Regions from separate parts of the Homo sapiens genome. Here regions 1 and 2 are each linked to region 3. A link is a loop called in an ENCODE intact Hi-C map of the cell type or tissue named here. Cell type or tissue: A673. All regions are shown on one strand. Each heading gives the region's core, and the rest is flanking DNA. Links, peaks and the distances in the headings are about the cores only. Region 1 overlaps LOC101927060 (a long non-coding RNA gene). Region 2 has its middle 8.3 kb from the start of WNT9B. Region 3 overlaps GOSR2 (golgi SNAP receptor complex member 2).

What was found. Peaks named below come from ENCODE experiments on the same cell type or tissue, not always from the same donor. Only the 100,000 strongest peaks of a DNase experiment are listed, where the experiment ranks them.
Region 1: a loop joins it to region 3, with 12 times the contacts of the local background. A loop is called at or near these places in 77 of 110 quality-filtered maps.
Region 2: it touches region 3 in a loop (8-fold over the local background); 64 of 110 quality-filtered maps call a loop at or near these places.

The regions. Positions count from the first base shown.
Region 1 is chr17:46,998,444-47,005,571 of GRCh38, reverse strand. LOC101927060 (a long non-coding RNA gene) reads left to right here. Exons shown (of 9, transcript XR_243711.6): 7 at 6,755-6,872. It also overlaps a transcript of LRRC37A2 not described here. Among named protein-coding and RNA genes, the nearest start is that of RPRML, 23 kb to the right of the region's middle. RefSeq lists a silencer at 75-369. In A673, for the core only: a CTCF peak has its summit at 4,246 (motif pointing right); a DNase peak (open chromatin) is centred at 4,261.
Region 2 is chr17:46,842,072-46,844,571 of GRCh38, reverse strand. It overlaps a transcript of LRRC37A2 not described here and a transcript of WNT9B not described here. Among named protein-coding and RNA genes, the nearest start is that of WNT9B, 8.3 kb to the left of the region's middle. In A673, for the core only: CTCF peaks have their summits at 1,514 and 2,417; no DNase peak of the experiment used is centred there.
Region 3 is chr17:46,937,318-46,944,445 of GRCh38, reverse strand. It overlaps GOSR2 (golgi SNAP receptor complex member 2), which reads right to left. Exons shown (of 6, transcript NM_004287.5): 6 at 2,426-5,847. The coding sequence ends at 5,686. It also overlaps a transcript of LRRC37A2 not described here. Among named protein-coding and RNA genes, the nearest start is that of GOSR2, 18 kb to the right of the region's middle. RefSeq lists an enhancer at 654-1,590. In A673, for the core only: a CTCF peak has its summit at 3,428 (motif pointing right); a DNase peak (open chromatin) is centred at 3,455; H3K27ac peaks cover 588 bases.

The sequences.
Region 1 (7,128 bases), core at 2,805-5,304, 61 kb before region 3:
TGTAAATGTGGAGGGTGGGAAACAATCAGGAGACAGGAATCCGATGAGCATCTGCCATGTATCAGGCACTGCGCAATGTTCCTTACATACCACGATCCCATTTAACCCTCAAAAAACACTGCAGAGGGCTATCACTGCCTTCCTTTTACATACGAAAAAACAGACTTAACAGTTGCTCACGGGAAGCTGAACCAAGAATCAAAACAAAAGACTTTCGGGCCTCAAAGACTGCACTGTTTCCACTGCACAAAGTTGTCTGCACTGTGAGCAACAGAGGAGGGGAAAGGGGACTAAAAACCAAAACCAAAAATCCAATAAATAAAACAAAATAAATGAACTGAGCATTCAACACAAAAAGTTATAAGGAGCAGAGGAAAACATTTCCAAGGAAAACAGGAAGAAGCAAAGCTTAAGAATAAAAGCGTGACTTACACATTTACTTGGATCCAGGGGAAACTGTTGGGGTGAGATGTTAAAAACAGAGTTAGGAAGTGACTGGAGAACTTGTGTATTACATTCCACTTCCTATGGACCTTGGGTCCTTCTCTGTAACACTAATATTGGACTAAATTCTTCAAAGTTTCCTTGCAAGGACAGGCCACTCTGAAGCTAAGGGGTTACCACCAACCAAGAGACTCCTTCAGTAATAACACAGTAGGTAAATTACCCCAGAAGGTAAATATGACTGATTGTCTTACAGTAGCAGGTTTTAAAATCTTGTTGTCTCAAAAGCATTGCTATGGGCCAGGTGCAGTGGCTCACGCCTATAATCCCAACACTTTGGGAGGTTGAGGCGAGAGGATTCCTTGAGCACAAGAGTTCAAGACCAGCCTGGGCAACATAGTGAGACGCTGTCTCTACAAAAAATAAAGTAAATTAGCGGGGCATAGTGGTGTGTGCCTATAGTTCCAGCTACCTGGAAGGCTGAGGTGGGAGGATCACTTGAGCACAGGAGGTCAAGGCTGCAGTGACCTATGATTGCACCACTGCACTCCCCAGCCTGGGTGACAGAGCAAGACCCTGTCTCAAGAAAGCATTGCTAGACACTTTCTTCCATAAAATTATATTCTGCCCTGAGGGAGGCCCCCAGTGGGACTGTGCAGTGCCACCCCTGCTGCTGGCCCCTGAGGGCAGCAGGCAAGGAAGGAGCATATGTCTGTGCTGTGGGAAGTGCCAGGGAAAAGCCCCTGGATTGGGTTACCGTGAAATGCAAAGTGAGTGAAATACAAACATACCTTTAAAAAGGTAAACTAGTTCAACCATTGTGGAAGACACTGTGGCGATTCCTTAAGGATCTAGAACTAGAAATACCATTTGACACAGCCATCCCATTACTGGGTATATACCCAAAGGATTATAAATCATGCTGCTATAAAGGCGCATGCACATGTATGTTTATTGTGGCACTATTCACAATAGCAAAGACTTGGAACCAACCCAAATGCCTATCAATGATAGACTGGATTAAGAAAATGTGGCACATATACGCCATGGAATACTATGCAGCCATAAAAAAGGATAAGTTCATGTCCTTTGTAGGGACATGGATGAAGCTGGAAACCATCATTCTCAGCAAACTATCGTAAGAACAAAAAACCAAACACTGCATGTTCTCACTCATAGGTGGGAATTGAACAACGAGAACACATGGACACAGGAAGGGGAATATCACACACCGGGGCCTGTTGTGGGGTGGAGGAAGGGGGAAGGGAAAGCATTAGGCAGTATACCTAATGTAAATGACAAGTTAATAGGTGCAGCACACCAACATGGCACATATATACATATGTAACAAACCTGCACATTGTGCACGTGTACCCTAGAACTTAAAGTATAATAAAAAAAAAAGGCAAATATAGACCTTAGTGAATGAGTCTGGGTCATGGCTGGATGGGAGAAATCCCAGGGTGAGCCAGCCCAAACACGCCATCCACGTAATTAAAAAAAGAACATGCTACCCCAATGGTCAGCCCTGTGAGAAACGCATCCTTCCATCCAGCTAAAATCTGCCCATGTCCATCTTCTCTGCTCAACACCAGTCCCCATGCATTGGGCGACAGAGCACTGTACCCTCCTGCATGGAGTGGCCAGCCACTGGGCTTCAGAGCCAAACAAACCTGGGCTCAAAGCCCAGCCCTGCCCCCCTGTTGTGTGATGTCCAGGACAGTGGTGCTAGTAGTTGATGTGCTCATCTGCCCCACCTCTGCCTGGCTGTACTCGCAGCTAGTACATGTATAGTATATAAGTGCCCGACTGTATCATTGTATGTTCCAGAGTGGTCAGGGTCAGGGTGGTCATGGCTGAGCTTTTTTTTTTTTTTTTTTTTTTGAGTCTCTATTGTCCAGGCTGGAGTGCAGTGGCACCATCACGACTCACTGAAGCCTCAAATTTCCTTCCGGCCTTAAGTGATCTACCTGCCTCAGCCTCCTGAGTAGCTGGGACTACAGACCTGGACCACCAAGCCTGGCTAATTTTTAAAAATATTTGTAGAAGTTGGGGGGGTCGGGGGGCTCTGTTGCCCAGGCTGGTCTCGAGCTCCTGGCCTCAAGTGATCCACTTGCCTTGGTGCTAGGATTACAGTTGTGAACCATCACACCCAGCTTCCTTGAGCTTTTATACAGAACTCGTCTTTGAGTTAGTTTCTGTTGTATGTTCTAGTTAGGGCATTATATTGATTTTTAAAATTACTATCATTCTGAATGAATAACAAATTGTGGTACATTCATACAATGGAACAGAACTCAGCAATAAAAAGTAATGTGGGGAGGTGGGGATGGTTAATGGGTACAAAAAAAAAAGAATGAATAAGACCTAGTGTTAGAGAGCACAATAGGCTGGCAATAATCAATAATAATTTAATTGTATATTTAAAAATAACTAATGGCCAGGCGTGGTGGCTCATGCCTGTAATCCCAGCACTTTGGGAGGCCGAGGCAGGTGGATCACCTGAGGTCAGGAGTTTGAGACCAGCCTGACCAATCTGGTGAAACCCTGTCTCTACTAAAAATACAAAATTAGCTGGGCCTAGTGGCACGTGCCTGTAATCTCAACTACTTGGGAGGCTGAGGCAGGAGAAATGCTTGAACCCAGGAGGCGGAGGTTGCAGTGAGCCAAGATAGCGCCATTGCACTCCAGCCTGGGCAAGAAGAGTGAAACGCTGTCTCAAAAACTAAAAAAAAAAAATAAAAATAAAAATAATTAAGAGTGTATAATTGGATTGTTTGTAACACAAAGGATAAATGCTTGAGGGGCTGGATACCCCACTTTCCATGATGTGATTATTATGCATTGCATTCCTGTATCAAAACATCTCAGGTATTCCAGAAATACATACCCTTACTATGTACCCACAAAAACTACAATTAAACATTTAAAAAGTAATGAACTATTGGCACACAAAGCAACATGGATACATCTCAAAATAATTATGGTGAGTGAAAGAAACCTGACCAAAAAAATACACACTGTATGATTCCGTGTCTAGAAAGCACTAGAAAATATAAACTAACCTATGATGACAGAAAGCAGATCAGGACCAGGCGTGGTGGCTCACACCCGTAATCCCAGCACTTTGGGGGGCCGAGGTGGGCGGATCACTTGAGGCGAGGAGTTCAAGACCAGCCTGGCCAACATTTGTACTAAATACAAATACAAATACAACATTTGTACTAAAAATACACAAATTAGCTGGGCGTGGTGGCAGGTGCCTGTAGTCCCAGCTACTCGGGAGGCTGAGGCAGGAGAATCTGTTGAACCTGGGAGGCGGAGGTTGCAGTGAGCCGAGATCTCACCACTGCACTCCGGCCTGGTGACAGAGTGAAACTCCATCTCAAAAAAAAAAAAAAAAAAAAAAAGGAAAAAAGAGAAGAGAAAGAAAGCAGATCAGTAGTTGCTTGGGGGTGAGAGGGAAGTAGAAAGGGCAGGAAGCAGGATCACCAAGGGGCAACAAGGAAATTTTTTGGGAGGATGGCTTTCTTCACTATCTTGATTGTGATAATGATTTCAGCTGTATACTAAGGCTCAGATATTATCAAATTGTAATCTCTAGGCAGTTTATTATATGTCAATACCTCAATAAATCTGCCTAAAATGTTCAAAAATTACTGTAATTACACAAAATACATTTTATAAAAAGGAAGTCATGAGTGGAGCATGGTTGAGAACCCCCCAGCATCTGGTAGATTCAGAAGTGGGGAAAAGCATCTCTCACTTCCGCTTTTTCAGGCCGGCGTGCTGTGCAATTTATCCAGTGGCCACTAGAGGACAGCAGCGACTCAGGTACAGGAAGTGGGCGTTTCAGGGCTTCAATACTTAGTATTCCTTGCTCTGTGCTCCCTATCCTGGGAGGTGGACATTAATACCCCCATAATACTCAGTTAGAGCTGAGACTTGGGCCTTGGTCTCTGGCTCCTTATTACGCCTTGTTGGTCCCCGAACACCGGGAGTGCAGGAAGGTCGCCCAGACTGGAGTTCTGTGGCACCATCTCGGCTCACTGCAACCTCCACCTCCTAGGTTCAAGCGGTTCTTCTGCCTCAGTCTCCCAAGTAACTGGGATGACAGGTGCCCACCACCCCGCCCGGCTAATTTTTGTATTTTTAGTAGAGACGGGGTTTTACCACATTGGTCTGGCTGGTCTCAAACTCCTGACCTCATGATCCACCCGCCTCAACCTCCTAAAGTGCTCCCAGATCTTTTTAAAAGAATGTCCTACTCCAGGGAGGCAGCAGCCATAGTTCCCTGTTATCTGCAGGGCTGATATGGAGGATTGCAGATGGCACCAAAGAGTTGTGGTTCTCAAGGTGACTTTGGAAGGCCTCCCACCTTGCCTGAAACCCACGATTATAAAGCAGGTCAAAGTTGTATCATCAGATGCTGCAAGTCATAAGTTAGCATGTCAGTGAGAAAATGACCTACTGAAGGGTCATTTTTATAGGAGAGAGGGAAAGGAGAGAAGGTTCAATTGAGGAGTAGAGAGACATGATGGTGGAGTGCCCATGGGGTGCTGCAATGGAAGCTTCCCCCAAAAAAGTAATCGTGGGCCGGGCACGGTGGCTCAGGCTTGTAATCCAGCACTTTGGGAGGCCAAGGTGGGCAGATCACTTGAGCTCAGGAGTTCGAGACCAGCCTGACCAACATGGCAGAACCCCATCCCTACTAAAAATACAAAAATTAGCCAGGCATGGTGGCGCACACCTGTAACCCCAGCTACTTGGGAGGCTGAGGCAGGAGAATCGCTGAAACCCGGGAGGTGGAGGCTGCAGCGAGCCAAGATCGAACCACTGCACTCCAGCCTGGGTGGCAGAGCAGGACTCTGTCTCAAAAAAAAAAAAAAAAGCAAAAAACAAGCAATTGTCAACATACATTGAGCCACCACAGTGTGTGAGGCATGATGCCGAACACTCTGTGCAGGGAGCCAGCTCATCTTCACAGCACTATTTTATTTTATTTTATTTTATTTTATTTTATTTTATTTTATTTTATTTTATTTTATTTTTTATTTTATTTTAATTTTATTTTATTTTATTTTATTTTATTTTATTTTATTTTATTTTATTTTATTTTATTTTATTTTGAGATGGAGTCTTCCTCTGTTGCCCAGGCTGGAGTGCAGTGGCGTGATCTCAGCCCACTGCAACCTCCACCTCCCAGGTTCAAGCGATTCTCCTGCCTCAGCCTCCTGAGTAGCTGGGATTACAGACACACGCCACCACACCCGGCTAATTTTTATATTTTTAGTAGAGAAGGGGTTCCACTATGTTGGCCAGGCTGGTTTCAAACTCCTGACCTCAAGTAATCTGCCTGCCTCAGCCTCCCAAAGTGCTGGGATTATAGGCGTGAGCTATAGTTCCAGGCTGACAGCACTCTTACTAAATAAGAGTGGTTAAGAAACTAAATGCAGAGAGGTTAAGAAACGCCTAACAGGCCTGGCATGGTGGCTCACGCCTGTAATCCCAACACTTTGGGAGGCCAAGGTGGGCGGATCACTTGAGCCCAGGAGTTCAAGGCCAGCCTGGGCAATATGGCAAGACCCCGTCTCTACAAAAAATTACAAAAATTAGCCAGGCATGGTGGCGTGTGCCTGTAGTCCCAGCTACTCGGGAGGTTTAGGCAGGAGGATCCCTTGAGCCTGGGAGTTCAAGGCTGCAGTAAGCTATGATTGCACTACATCCTGGGTATGAGAGGGACACCCAGTCTCAAAGAAAAAAAGCAACTGTGGACACACATTGAGCCCTTCTGGTGGGTCAGGCACGATGCCAAACACTGTATGAAGGGCGTCATCTCATCTTCACAGCATTCTTAATAAATAAGCTGCAGAGAGGTTAAGAAACGCCCAAAGTCACAGAGCTGGTAGGAGGCAGTGCAAGGATTTGCATCCAGATTTGACACTAACGTGTGGGCCTTGCTACTGCTCTATAGTACCTAATTAAACGGAAGTGTCCTTCTCGATTACTTAGTTCATGTGTTGAACTCGTTGGTGTTGGTAGCAGATGGTGAGTATTGTAGTTCAGCTTTCTGGAGAAAACTCGTCAGGCTTCAAGAGAATGTTAAGCATCCATGATGGTCTGGGAGGGAGGTTCCCTCTCCACCTCTTCACCTCTTCACATGGAGCATTTACAGTGTGTGAGTTTCTGTGCTAAGGATGATTCTTCCATGATGACAGTATCTGAAGTGCAGGTGGGCAGAGGCCAGCAACAAGGAATTGAGGGGCCAGTGAGGCAGCAATTCAGTGACATTGTTCATTTGCACTCACAGGGGTCTGTCACACGCAGCCCAACTCAACTGGAGTCCTGAGAAGGTGAACAGACCAGGATGGATGGCCAGGGAACTCACCAGAAGTCCCCAGGCATCAGAACAAGGTCGAAGCATCCTGGTGAGCAGATAACACGTGCCCATGTTTTGTGGGGGGAAGTCCTCCAGCAGTTTCTCCTTCCCCTTGGCTTTGACCTGGCCTACCTGGGATTATGCAGTTGGTTCTCCAGGTCAGGTGCCTCAGGGAGGTGACCCTTCCTGTTCTGGGTTCTGCAGAAGCCGACAGCTCTGGGCTTGTGCCCATCAAGCACTCTTCTGCCCATTTTATACTCTTGTGGACGCATGGTGGTGTTGATACAGGCCCCGAGTTAAAGGAT
Region 2 (2,500 bases), core at 1-2,500, 98 kb after region 3:
AGTTTTAGAAATCGGCCACCACCACACCATTTCCTCCAGGTCATATTATCAGAACTGCAGGTACAAATAAGTTTACAGGAAGTGCTCATTAACTGTGTCCTGACTGGTAGACAGTTGGACCATAGCACGTTTTCCTGAACTCATGGTAGGACTGCAGTGGCCCAGCCAGATGTTTTTCTTTAAACAAAGGAGAGACTCGAACCTTGGTTTATCTCTGGGAAGCAGTAAGCTGAGGCTTAACTTATCAAAAAAAAAAAAAAAAAAAAGGTGGCTAACTCCACCTCACTGCATATTTTCTACTTTATATAAAGTATAGGCTGGATACAGTGGCTCATGCCTATAATCCTAGCATTCTGGGAGACTGAGGCAGGAGGATTGCTTGAGGCCAGGAGTTCAAGACCAGCCTCAGCAACACAGTGAGACCCTGCTAATACAAAAAAGAAAAAAAAAATTAGCCAGGCATTGTGGCACATGCCTGTAGTCCCAGCTACCCTGGAGGCTGAGATGGGAGGATTTCTTGAGCATGGGAAGTTGCAACTGCAATGAGCCATGATGCCACCACTGCACTCCAGAGCAAGAACTGCAACAGAGCAAGAACCTTGTCTTAGAAAAAATAATAATAAAGTATGAATACATAATATTCAGTTTAACATACTTTGAATAAGCATCTGGTGCTAAACCCTGGAATAGGAGATGATGAAGTCAGTTCTTGTCCTTGAGGAGCACACAGTTTGTTGGGAAAGACACATAAATAAATACAGAGAGCATTCTGACATATCTATATAAGTGTAAACTAGTTATTGAGCACTTACATTACACCAGGTATTGTTCTAAGTCCTATAAAACTGTTAACCCATTTAATGCTCACAGCATTTTACAAATGAGGAAATGGGCACAGAGAAGTCAAGTAACTGGCCAGCTAGTAAGCTTAGAACCGGGATTAGAACCCAGGGAGCTGGCACCAAAGACACATATTTAACGACTGTGCAGCAGTAAAGAGAAGAAAGTACCAAATGAGGCAGGAACCCAGGAAAGAAGACAATCAATTCATTGTTCCAGGGAAGAGGTAGCTAAGACAATGGCAACTGAGATGCAGCAATGTTTGAGCTGGATTTTGCAGAGTGATTTTTTTTTTCAGTCCTTCTTTCTTCACTTTAACGAATGGAATAGTCCCTCCTAATTAGTCACACAAACGTTTGAAAGGAAACCAAGTTTTCCCACTGGTTGTCATTATAATTATAAGGGTTCACCCTACAAAGCATACCTTTGCTACATTAAGTTCTACTTTGGAGTGAGAGGAGGTTGAAAAAGTGTTGGGGACTTAAGAATAGGGAATGTGTTTTAAACTAGTTAAGCCTTTCCAATCTGTTGTTGATTCTGAAATATCATTTTCATTCCCCCAGCTCCGATATTAATATCTACCCTAGTTTCTCCCTCTCTGGGCTTGGCACCCAGGATGTGCCCACCTTCTTCCTCATGAGGTGCCTTCAGTGTCTAATGTGGCCTGGTTGCAATACCACATGTCTCCAATAGGAGTCACTAGCAACAACAGGATAATTTACCTGAGGTTGCATGGAGAGAACCCTGGGTCCTAACTTAAAATCTTGTCTCTGGCTTCCTCTGCGACCTCGGTTTCTTCATCCATAAAATGGATACAACACTCCCTGTCCACCTTCCTCACAGAACAGTGGTGAGAAATGTGAAGATGAATGTGGACATCTTCCAGTGTGATTCAGAAGAGGTGCACTGTCTGATTTTCTCATAGCTTCTGTCTGGATGGTTTCAAAAAACTAATCATTCCACAGCTACGTTTTGAGCATCACTCATCATGCCAGGCACTCTGTAGGATCCAGGAATTATTTCTATCTTTGCACAAAAGGACTTTGAATAAAAGTTTAAAGCAGGGTACGGTGGCTCATGCCTGTAATCCCAGCACTTTGGGAGACTGAGATGGGAGGATCACTTGAGCCCAGGAGTTCGAGACCAGCTCTGGGCACCAAAGCAAGATCCCATCTCTACAAAAAAAATTAATAGCTGGGCATGGTGGTATGCACCTGTGGTTCGAGCTACTCGGGAGGCTGAGGCAGGAGGATGGTTTGAACCCAGGAGTTTGAGGCTGCAGTGAGCCGTGATCGCGCCACTGCACTCCAGCCTGGGCGACAGAGGGAGACCCTGTCTGAAAAAACAACCAAATAAATAAAGATTTAAAGCTAACTGTAACCCTGAGGTTGTAGAGCAGCAGCCCCTGCCCTAGGAATGATATTGGGGTGTGCAGCAGCGGCATATCTACCTCACCTGTGGCTGGAAGGCTCTCCTGACCAATAACTCATCTCTTCCTCACACAACCCAGTTTGCGCCTGAAGAAACTGAGGCACAGAGAGGCGAAGTGGCCTGCCCAAGGACCTAAATACCAGCAACTTCCCAAGCCTTTAATCCCAGAGCATAGAGTGGGAAGGGGCGGTGTGAGAAGGCAAGTGGTGGGAGAGGACCTGGAGGGATG
Region 3 (7,128 bases), core at 2,273-4,772:
ACGTGACTCGGGCCTCATGTCCACCCCAGAAAGGGACGTGGGACAGGTGTTACCCCCATTCTTAGAAAGCTGAGGCTGAGAGGTGTGTGGCCCGTGGTTGCTGCCAGCAGGGCTGGGACTTGAAGCCAGGCTCTGCATCCTGGGCTCAGCGCTCTTACCACAGCCTCCGGCCGCTGTAACCAGTGCAAACTGCGGAGGGCTGCTTGTCTCCAACTCCTTCCCTCTGCCCTGAAACAGCTAACACTGGCACTGGACACATGCCAGGGCTCTGGAAGACGGAATAAAGATGAATGTCCCCTCTTGTACTGTCAGCCACTGTCTTCTGAGGAGGTTGGAATACTTCCCTCCTGGGCCTGGCCCAGCCTCTGCCAGCTCTCCAGGAGCCACCATGTCACAGATGCCTGGAAGGAAGGGCCAGTGGAACCACACTAATGGAATTGCTAAGCCAGGAGTCAGCCTCCGAGAGCCCCCTCTTCCTAGATACCCTGCATTAGTCACGCCTGTCCTAGCCTTTAGCTTATCTAGGGTGACCATCAGACCGAGGGATCGCCAGGATTCAGGACTTTCAGCTTTAAAACCCAGACAAGTTGGTCACTCTACTTCTCTCTCCCCAGTCCTGAGTGACAGTTTCCCTCACGGGGCCCCATGCCTCTCCTCTTTTACTGCAGTCATTGCTGTTGTTGAGGCCCTGTGAGCACATGGCTCGTAGCATCAGTGGCCTTGAACCTTCTGGCTTCCTCCTGGCCTGGCTGCAACAGCTTTGCTGGCCCTGCATGGGGGATGGGCTCAAGTGCTCTCCTGCAGCCGCTTACCCGATGGCGCCTGCGCCTACTACGTGCCCGGGATGCACAAAGGCCCCTGCGGTGAGGAGCAACTCCCATTCCGCAGGAAGCGTGCAGTATGAGGTTGTTTGGAGGGGAGGGGCAGGCTTCTTGGAGGTTTCATGGGATTGTGGGGGTGTTTGTGGCACATCTGAGAGGAAACATCTTGTGCAAAGGTGCAGCTGTACTGAGTGTGTGGCATGTTCTGAGAAGACCAAGCAGTCCAGGGAGGACGGAACACCAGGCAGGGGTGGTGGGGAGGGCTGGGGGCTGCACTGCAGGGGCAGCGAAGAGCTGGCCTGTCACATCAAGGTGCTTTACTCAGCAGAGAGGTGTCAGTTAATGAGGGGCACCCAATGGCCACAAGGGATCTGGCTCCTTCTGATCCAGAGGGAGAATCAGGCTTCCATCCCTGCCCCTAGTTGGTCTCTGCAAGTGGTTCCCACGGTGCGGCCAGGGGAAGTGCATGGGGGACGGGCTAGCCTTGGGTTGATGTTCTTGTATTAGAGCCATCGGCTCCCTACCCCTGGGCATTACAATCGCCTTGGGCAACTCCCAATGCCCCGGCTGCACTCCAGGCCAATTAATAAGAGGGTGAATGGAAGACCCACACATGGGTTTTTAAAGCTCCCGAGGGAATTCCAATGCAGAGCCAAGGTTGGGAACCCTGTACTAGAGGGACATGGGGATGAGGCGGGGAGGGATGGCTCACAGAGGCTCCATGGTGGGGAACTTACCAACAGCACTTGGGGGCCCAGCACCCCTGAACACTCCTCTCCCATGTGCCTTCCATATGAAATGAAAAGGACACAGAAAATGGGGAAGGAATGACACTTTCCTTTCTCAGCTTCTAAGTACAGCAGGCCTAAGGCAGTGTGTTCAGGGCCCACTAGCCACAGATAGGGCTATGCCGCCCCCTAGGGGCAAGGCCTGAGGACAGCTTTCACTTCAGATTCCCTCCCCTTCCAGTTAGGAAATTATTTCCCAACAGGGAACTTGCCCTATACTATCTGAAGGGTCTGCAGCAAACACCTTATAGCTCTATAGTCCATGCCAGCAGGCTGCACCATCTCAGTCCCCTGCACACCTCTCAATCCCCCCAGACCCCAGCAGAGCACCCCACGAGAAGTGTGGGAGATTAAGTGGGCCCATGGTTCCAAGCTGGATGAGGGGCCAGCTCCTCTCGGACTCCTGTGAGGCCTTCACAGTCACCACAGCTCAGCCCCTTGTCTGCATAATGAGGATAAATGATGGAGAACATAAGTGAGAGGGTTTCAGATTGGCAGGGATGGAGCCAGGAAAATCCCTGTCTGACCTCCGTGAGGCCTACAGGCAAGCTGTTTATGAAGGGCCTAGGCTTTCCCTTGAGAAAATGTCACCCCCCGGTTGAGACAGTAACAGATGACGTTTCTTTCTTTGCTTTGGCTACTGGAGCTGAAAGTCAAATTAGGGTTCCCCAAACATTTCTTAGGGTGTTACAACGTTTGAGTTCCTTGTCCTGATGTCGACATTCTACACTGACTTGATTTGTTCTTGTGCCTCACTTCTTTGTATCTGTTTCAGTTATTTCCTCAAAGTCTCCTCAAATCTTTTTTGGACTAAGGTAGGATATAAACAGTAAGAATTTATTTTGGACTTAACAAGTTTTGCTCTTTACACCAATGTGATCATCTTTGAGACAGAAGCTTTCTGTCTAGGAGACAGTGGTTCCAAAATACACACATCAGAATCACCTTAGAGGCCAGGTACAGTGGCTAACACCTGTAACCCTAGAACTTTGGGAGGCCGAAGCAGGCAGATCACTTGAGGCCAGGAGTTTAAGACCAATCTGGTCAACATAGTAAAACCCTGTCTCTACTAAAAAATACAAAAAAAAAAAAAAAATTAGCCAGACATGGTGGCACACACTTGTAGTTCCAGCTACTCAGGAGGCTGAGGTATGAGGATCACCTGAACCCAGGAGGCAGAGGATGCAGTGAGCCAAGATTGCGCCACTGCACTCCAGCCTGGGTGACAGAGCGAGACTGTCTCAAAAATAAAAAATAAAATAAAATCACCTTAGAGATTTAAAAAAGGTTCTAATTCAGATCTGGGGTAGGCCCCAGGAATATGTAATTTTAAAAAGCTTCCCCACTGCTTCTGAAGCAGCCAGCCCAGCCCCTGGCCATGGAGCAGTGTTTGAGAATCTCTGGCCTAGAAACATAAAAAAAGGGGGCCATTAGTTATAAAAATGAATATCGAATTCTTTTACAAAATGTGATTTTCTAAATAAAATAAACCTCAACTTTATTCAGCTGATGTGCTTCCAAAACAATGGGTGTAAATCCAAATTTGCAAATCAAACCCATTCAAATTCATCAGGGCAAAGGGTGTACAGAACTCCGCAGTGAAGTCTAAAAAATCAAGACTCCTCTAACTTACTTGGTCTTGGAGTTTGGCTTTTCTTACAGTGGTCCCCCTGAAGTAAATGTCCATGTAATAAAGAGATCTCAAGTTCCTCTTGATAACCCACCTGTTTTAAATCACAATAGGCACACCAAACTCATGTACAAGGTCACAGAGGCTGGCTACCGGAGTTTCTTGCATCAGCTCGACCTAAGAATTCACCCCCGCCTCCACTAGAGGGTGCTCCTTCCCTGGCCTGGACCCTTCCCTACACTGAGGCGGTGGAGAGAGTCACACTGTTAGGCCAAGGTCTATTTTTCACCAGGCACTGAAAGCAGATGTGTGAAGAGAAGTGGTCATGTGACAACATGCAGTCTCAATGCCCCTGGGTGTCCAGACACACTGGCTGCTGTCCACCAGCCGCAGGTGGTAAAGACCCAAAAACCACCTCTGCAATTTTTATTCCAAACTAGAGGACTGGCTCTGAAGGTGCAGCATGAGGGTTCATCAAAGCCAACCACTGTCAAGTGTGGAAAGCACTGGTGCACACCACGAAAAGATGTCCTATCAGTCCACGCATGATGGGTGCGGGGACTTCTGCCTCCCAGAGTTCAAGAACAAATGGCTCAGCTGCTCCCTGCAGACCTTCCTCCAAAGTGTGCTGTCTGGCAGGATCCTTGGGTGCCTGGGGGACAGGACAGCCTTGCCGTCGCAGTCTCAGAATCCATTTTATGGATTACCAAAAGTCCTGCGCTAGGTCCCTGGCACCGCAGCAGTGCTGTGTGTAATGGAAATGTCAATGTGCCTCCCCAGAGTTAGACAGATCTAGGTCTAAAGATGCTGCAACCCCCCAGTCCACCCTCCAGTCACTGCTTTAACTCTGGCAGGGCCCCAACCCATTTTAGGAGTCACAGATTGCTCCTTCCTTGGAAACCTGGGGCCCATTTGGCCCGGAGGGGTAGGAACAATGGAGATCTCCTCCAACCGAAAGTGTGAAATTAGCATCCAGGAAACTCAGTTAATCTATGACAATTAAGAAAACTTACCAAAGGGGAGCTATGCCACAGAGGTGCCTGAAAGGACCAACATGACTACAGAGCAGCGGGGAGGGGAACAAGAGAGGTGAAGAGGAACACAGAAAGGAAGGGAAATAAGACAGAAGACAGTTCAAGCAACAAGAAACTAACAGAGCAGGTAGGGCAGGACAACCAAAGGTAGGGTTAATACTGAGCCGGTTTCCAGATCTGAAGGATTTTGAGTGTCATTTTATGTCTTGCCATGAAGCTGCTGTGCCCAGGGCTGGTAGGCCTGTGGTAAATGAGAACATACACTAACCAGGTCTTTCTGAGACTTTCAGTGATTCACCACATTAGATGGACTTCAGGACAGATTGGCCTTTATACTAAATTCCACAATATACCTGGTATTAGTACAGCCTGAATCCGGGGCTGGTCACAGAAGGAAAAAGGTTGTAGTCCCTGAAAACAGAGTGTTACAAGGACATACACACTACAGATGTCTCCACGGTGGGATCTGCCCACACTGGCTGGGCAAAATGAGGGCCTGGCTGGCAGGTGCTAATATATTTCAGGGAAGAGAAGGGAACCAAAGAATTAGAGATACTAAAACTAGAGCTGAGACTGTAATTGGAAAATCACAAATCTTTGCCTACAGCTACTTTCTAAGGGGCAAAGGCCCACAAAGCCTGGGCGCAGGTGCCAAGCCACAGTCTCTGAACCTTAAAAGCCAACCACTCTATTAACAACTAGAAAAAATCAGTGACTAGGGTCAAGACTGAACACTCCCGGGAAATAACACTGGCCTCACTTTAGAAAAGAGAAACACCCAGCTGTAGTGTGGAAAATCTTACTTGTTATCGGCAATAGCACTACATCTTGTTTCCCCTAGGTAGCTGCTTCCAGGGAATGGTGACAAGTATTGGCAGTCAGTCATCTACATGTCACTGAGGCACAGGGGAGGGTGGCCAGGAGCACGAGGATGTGAATCGACCTACTATTTAATATAATGGCTGTGAGAAAAGGCCTCTTTCCTTTCCTTTCCACTTTTGCTCCACCCTATCAGGAGCCAGAAAGGCCTGATGGTGACAAGGTGTGAACCGTGTGGACAGTCCTGCACACAGGGCTCACTGTGGACACCTTCCCAGGGCACGCATCAGCTATGTGAACAAAGCCACCAAAGCCATTCTTTCCCTCCCCCAGTGAGAGCGAGAGTGAGAGAGACAGACCCGGGACTTCTTTCATTTCCTAAGCACCGCGCATGGTGGTGGCACTAGCTCCCCCTCCAAGATGTCACAGAAAACAGAGCAGGTTGGAAATTAGACCACAATCACTCCCAAGTGTCTTCACAGTTCAGACAGGCAAACATTTCAAAAGGCGGCCTCTGGGCCCCCCTCTCTCTTTCACACACACACACACTTGCAGGCTGTGGGAATGCTGTTCAGCCACTGAGCGTGGCTGGCTCATGTCAGGTACTGCACCACGAGGAACATGACCACACAGGTCAGCAGCATCCCACCTATCATAAAGTACTTGTCCTGGAAAGCCCGCTTCTCGATGAGCCGCATCACTGTGTTGGACAAGCCCAGCATGTTGGCAATGTCAAGGATCTTCTTCTGAGTCCCCTGGGGCAGAAGAGAACAGAAAAAAAAACAAACATCAAGTCGCTTTACCAAGAGTGGGTGAATGGCATCAGGAGATGGAGCTTTGCCAACAGACATTCTCTTGGTCATGCCCAGAATACACAGAAAGCAATATCAGCCAGAAATAGAGCCACTCTCATGTCGTCGACTGATTTTTGATCAAGGTACCAGAGCAACGCTAAGTGGAAAGAAAAGTCTTTTCCACAAATGGTGCTGGAACGACTGACTATATAATATCACAGGTATGTATTTTATATATATGTATCTCTCTTACAGATATGTGTGTAAAAATTGAACCTCAATTCACATTATACATAAAAATTAATTTGAGATGGTTCATAGAATTAAACATAAAAGCTAAAGCCACAATTAAAGCTTCTAGAAAAAAACACAGGAGAATATCTAAAAACTGCAAACAGGCCAGGCGCAGGGACTCATCCCTGTAATCCCAGCACTCTGGGAGGGGTGGGTGGGAGGATTACTTGAGGCCAGGATTTCGAGATCAGCCTGGGCACGTAGTGAAGACCCCTTCTCTACAAAAAAAAATTAGCCAGGTGTGGTGGTGTGCACCTGTGGTTCTAGCTACTTGCGAGGCTAAGGTGACAGAACCACTTGAGCCCAGGAGTTCGAGGCTGCAGTAAGCCAAGATCACACCACTGCACTCCAGCCTGGGTGGCAGAAGGAGGCCCTGTCTCAAAAAATACATAAATAAATACATACTGAAAACAATGGTGTCACTAATCACAAGATGAATGAACAAACTATGGTAAACCTGTACCAATGGAATACTGCTTTGCAATAAAAAGTACCTGACTACCAACATGGAATTAAATAGGTAACAATATGAATGAACCTTGGAAACATACTGGGAGGAAGAAGCCACATAGAAAAGAGTAGCATGAATACCTTTATATGAAGTTCAATAACAAGAAAACCTCATCTATGGTGAAATAAATCACAACAGTGGCTGCCTGGGGCAGAGGGGTCAACTGACTGGGAAGGGGTACGAGGGATCTTTCAGAGGTGAAATGGTCCGGGCCTTGATGGGAGTGTGAGTTACAAAGGCTGATACAATTGCCCAAATTCACTGAATTGTAAAAATATGATCTGTATACCTTACTGTCTGTAAATTATATCTCAACAAAAATACTTAAAATTAGAATATTTTATACTATAAAAAGAAGGCAACATCAAAAAACTTGTCCTCGGCTCTCTAGTTCCAATAATCATTGATACCAACCTATTTACTTTGTAGAGTACAAT